Linked DNA regions of Mus musculus: region 1 is linked to region 2. A link is a loop called in an ENCODE intact Hi-C map of the cell type or tissue named here. Cell type or tissue: heart. All regions are shown on one strand.

What was found. Hi-C counts contacts between places; a loop is a spot of excess contacts. Peaks named below come from ENCODE experiments on the same cell type or tissue, not always from the same donor. Only the 100,000 strongest peaks of a DNase experiment are listed, where the experiment ranks them.
Region 1: a loop joins it to region 2, with 9 times the contacts of the local background. A loop is called at or near these places in 8 of 42 quality-filtered maps.

What each region holds. Positions count from the first base shown.
Region 1 is chr6:41,456,244-41,458,743 of GRCm38, reverse strand. It overlaps Tcrb. Among named protein-coding and RNA genes, the nearest start is that of Prss1, 1.4 kb to the left of the region's middle. In heart, no CTCF peak of the experiment used is centred here; no DNase peak of the experiment used is centred here.
Region 2 is chr6:41,391,561-41,394,060 of GRCm38, reverse strand. It overlaps Gm5771 (predicted gene 5771), which reads right to left and starts at 1,705. Exons shown (of 5, transcript NM_001038997.2): 1 at 1,633-1,705. The coding sequence starts at 1,672. It also overlaps Tcrb. In heart, no CTCF peak of the experiment used is centred here; no DNase peak of the experiment used is centred here.

The sequences.
Region 1 (2,500 bases), 65 kb before region 2:
CTTGAAAGGAGGCTGGAACCATAGACTTTGTGTATGTAGCTTGACCTTAGACTGATGGAAAGAAGCTTGGTGGTAGAGAATGCCCATATTCCTAAGATATACCCTAACATCATGGGAAACTTCTTTGATTTACTTTGAGTAAGACATGATATTTATAGATGAGTAGATTTTTTGAGACCTAGAGATTCATGAAAAGAAATGTCTTGTATCTGTTTCTAATGGCTATGAGTTGATGATTCTTAACTCTAGAATAATTCATCATATAGAAAGATTATATCCAAGAACCTTGGTAAGCAGCATTAAAATATGAAGCAATATGGGAGAGAGAGAAACAGACACGATTTGTATTGTGGGCTTTTCTCTGAATCTCCTTTCCAGCAGGGATCTTACTAGGAGAGTAGCTCAAAGTGTGAAAACTGAAATTTCAGGAAGAGCTTCCTCAATATGTTCTAGAGATAGGCCAATATCACATTCTCCTTTCTCCTCTCTGTCATGACTTTGGCACTCATTTTTTCAAGCTTTTATAAGTCTATTTTCAGCATCTTCATGGTTATATTAATAATCTGTACTAAAGATTAAACTTCCCTTCTTTCAAAAACACACAGTTTGATATAGAAATGTACAGTCTAGGTCAGATGTGAAGAAGGACTTGAACAATGGTCAATCTGATTTCTGTCTGAGAATTACCTTCAGTAAAGAGTTGACTAAATTGACAAGGAGTCATGGATCAATGTTAAAAATAGAAATTAATATTAAAAATAAACAAGGATTCTAATATTCTATTTTTTTCAGTGACAATATTATATCAAACTTAGTTAAGAGTAAACTTGTCTGTAAAAGCTCCCTGGATGAATTCTAACAAAGATCAGAGTTGTAGCACTGAAATTTCTTGAGACATAACATGCCTAGATGGAGTTTATTGAGAAATGATATGTTAGATTACATTTATTTTTATGAGCTAATGTGAGGAACCTTATTATAGAATCTACATACATTTTTAGTTAGTCTTATTGAGGAACAAGAACAAGCAAAATCATAATGAAATTCACTAAAATATATAAGATAAACAAACATTCTAGAGATGCTTTACAAAGATCAAAATTTGAATTCAGAATCTAGTGATTGGTTTTGACATGTTGCTTACGGAGAATGTTAGAGCAAATGGATCCCAGAATGCACTGGGAAAGGCACCCATGAGAGTACTGTTAAGTATCTCCTGTACCCATCTCTGGTATGACTGGCCCAGCTACACAATAGAATTTGTACTCATACACCTTTCCTCTGAGCCCTGAATCTCATTAAGTAGCCCATAGGTATTGCCTAAATAGAGTACTGTTCAATTTATAAAATGTTTGACAGCTTTACAAGATGTTTCAGACAACAGTCATACACTACATGGTTTATGTATGGAGCCCCACTTACCCTTTTAAAACTGGTGTATAGTAAAGAATAAAAATAAAATTATCTCTAATTAATAAGGAAGATGATATTACTGGATTCATTTTTGTCCAAGGAATGATCTAAAATTGCCATATGGTCCCAAGGATCCAAAATGATATGGAAACTCCTGTGAAGTGTGAGATTTGCCACAGATGGCATCTAAAAAGCTACTGCTAAGCAAGCAAGAGTTGCCTGTCCAGTTCAACATCCAACTCTGCTTTTCATTTTCTTCTTGGTAGAGCTTGAATACTAAATTTATATTTTACCTGGCAATGTGGCTCATAAACTTGCATTACCATGACCTCGTATCTATTTGAACCATGTTTAACACATGGGTATGCATAACCAGCTGTCAGATTGCTAGGATATTATTATGGCTGGGTAGATAGTAACTAATTTTTCTGTAATATAGTTAACATTTCATGTTTTATTTTTTTTTCTTTTTTTCTAAAATATTTCATTGATTTGTGAGTTTTATACTATACATCCCAGTCCTACTCATCTCCCCATCCCTCACATCTGCCCTCTATCTTTGCAATCTTCAGCACAAAACATGCACGCACGCATGCACACACCCTAAAACAAAAATCTAAACAGAGTATGTACAATATCTTTTAGTGGAAGGTATTGTGTGTCACAGCATGCCTCAAAATTACCCATCTGCCCACATATCTTTACTTGCAAATATTCAATAAAAAGAGTCATTTGTTTGTTTCATGGTGTCTGGATTCTGTGACACCTTCAATATTGGGTCCTCGTTGGGACTTCTACTAGTTATCCTGTTGTTTCCCTGTGTCATGGACATCCTACAGCTTTGAATGAGAAAGATTGGCCCTTTCACAAGCCTATACACAGATGATATGGATTTTGGGGTGGGACGTTTCCAGCTCTTGGATCTGGGCCTGGGTGGTAGCTGATCTGGTCAGCCTGTAGCGTTTCTATTATCTGCACTACCAGGGTGAACTCTCCAACACTGCTCTGGATAGGCCACCTGAGGTTACCAGGACAGGGTCAGCTCTTCTGCTCTCATAACCTCAGCAATGGCTTACCCACACCCATG
Region 2 (2,500 bases):
ACAGCCTCTCCCTACTCAATTCTTCCCTGAAAAATCCCTCCCCTTTGCCATGTGTCCTTCCCCTCAGAAAAAGGGAGCTCCCCTTGGGTACCTCCCTACTGGGGCTTCTTGACCCAGAAAGACAAGGCAAATCCTCTCCCATTGACAACCAACCAGGTAATCCAGGTGTGAGGAAGGGGATACAATGACAGGGCTCAGAAACTGATCCTAGGTCCCCTTTGTTAAGGGTCCCACAGAGACCAAGCTGCACAAATGTATAGGGTTGGTCCAACTTAAGCATATTTCCTGATTGGTAACTCAGGGTCTGCAAGCCCCATGGTTCCAGGTTAGTTGATATTATAACCAAAGATTATTGGTTTTTAATTATACTGCATGTTTACTAGTCTTAACATCACTTTGATATTTTAAAACTCTGTGTGTGTGTCTATATCTATAATAGAAGTGTCCTTCCTAATATCAAGTCTTTGTCCCAGACATATAAGGTAAGAATTTTAAGATATTAATTGGCACAAGCCTTGTATGAAAGGTTATGTCAAGCAAATGAGTTTTCTGGAAGTGGTCCACCATTTTGTGTTGTTGCAAGCTATAAGCACAAGAGACTTTGTCTCAGGATGCTCCTTAGTGCTGATATGCCTTTCCTGCCATAATTTCATAGCCTTGTATTTCTTGGGCATCATCTCAGCCTATTGACCAAATTTCCTGCCATCAATTTAAAGATAAACTTTCATGAATTAATGCTGTTTAGTTTTATGAATGTCTTTATAGAATTACTGATTTGATTCAAATAATCTTAGGAAGAAAGTTTAAGAAGATGTTTTTAGCTGTTTTGCCAGAAAGACATAATAAAGCTCAAATCAAGAATAAAATATGTTCCTCTTCATAGAATAGTAAGTAAAGCTGCATTAAAAGTAGTACAATGAACTTTCATAAATTGTACTAAGAGAAATATGCTTGGAACAAATTAATAACCAAGGAAAAACATTCATTCTAAGTCATCTACCAGATGTATTTGTGTGTGTGTGTGTGTGTGTGTGTGTGTGTGTGTGTGTGTGTGTATGTGCATGACTTTCTCTTATACTTTTTTATTCTTTCTGGCTCACAAAGAGTTAATAGGCTTTGAGGCCATCTAGGGCAGCAGGAGGGCCCTTAAAGAGTAAAGAGCCTAAGTAACTAAGTTTCTTTTTAAAATCCCCTGCTGTTACACAACAGAAGAACTCCATTGCCTGAAGCCATCAGGTTTTGGCTTAAGAAAAGCAAAAGAGAGTTAAGAGCCAAAATCCAGGCTTCTGGCCCCAGAACAGTAGGAGAAAGCTCTGGTCTGGCTACTCTGTACCCCACCTCAGTCCCTGGGTATCACAGCAAGACACTTACCTTCATCTCCAGGAGGTCTGCTGGTTAATTTCATAGAACCTCAATATGCCTTCCTTTTTAGACTCTGATCATATAATAAATTACAGTGGAAGGGACAAGAAATTTAAGCTTACAGAGAAGCATGGAAGATTGGAAGCAGAGCTGCTGCTGGAGGAAGAAGGAAAATATTGGTGTATAGATAGGATGGGAAAGCAGCCTCAGTGGCAAGGTTCACAGTTTCTAGAAGGAAGAGCAAGACCTAGGTGAAAGCATGGAACTCACCAGCAGCTCCCACAAGGGCCAGGAAGAGGAGTGCACTCATTGTGGTAGAAGCTAGTGAGCCCTGGATGGAAGCCTGCCTTTATACCCCAATTCAGGGAGAAGGAGGGACTAAGGAGAGGGCCTCCACTGCTTCTATACAAGCACACCTGTGGGTTTCCCCTTCCCAGAGCCCTTACACTATCTTTCCCCTATTTGTCTACTCTGTGGGTAGGTGATAAGGACAAGGAAAGCAGGTGATTCTTGAAAGGAGCCTGGAACCATAGACTTTGTGTATGTAGCTTGACCTTAGACTGATGGAAAGAAGCTTGGTGGTAGAGAATGCCCATATTCCTAAGATATACCCTAACATCATGGGAAACTTCTTTGATTTACTTTGAGTAAGACATGATATTTATAGATGAGTAGATTTTTGAGACCTAGAGATTCATGAAAAGAAATGTCTTGTATCTGTTTCTAATGGCTATGAGTTGATGATTCTTAACTCTAGAATAATTCATCATATAGAAAGATTATATCCAAGAACCTTGGTAAGCAGTAATAAAATATGAAGCAATATGGGAGAGAGAGAAACAGACACGATTTCTATTGTGGGCTTTTCTCTGAATCTCCTTTCCAGCAGGGATCTTACTTGGAGAGTACCTCAAAGTGTGAAAACTGAAATTTCAGGAAGAGCTTCCTCAATATGTTCCAGAGATAGGCCAATATCACATTCTCCTTTCTCCTCTCTGTCATGACTTTGGCACTCATTTTTTCAAGCTTTTATAAGTCTATTTTCAGCATCTTCATGGTTATATTAATAATCTGTACTAAAGATTAAACTTCCCTTCTTTCAAAAACACACAGTTTGATATAGAAATGTACAGTCTAG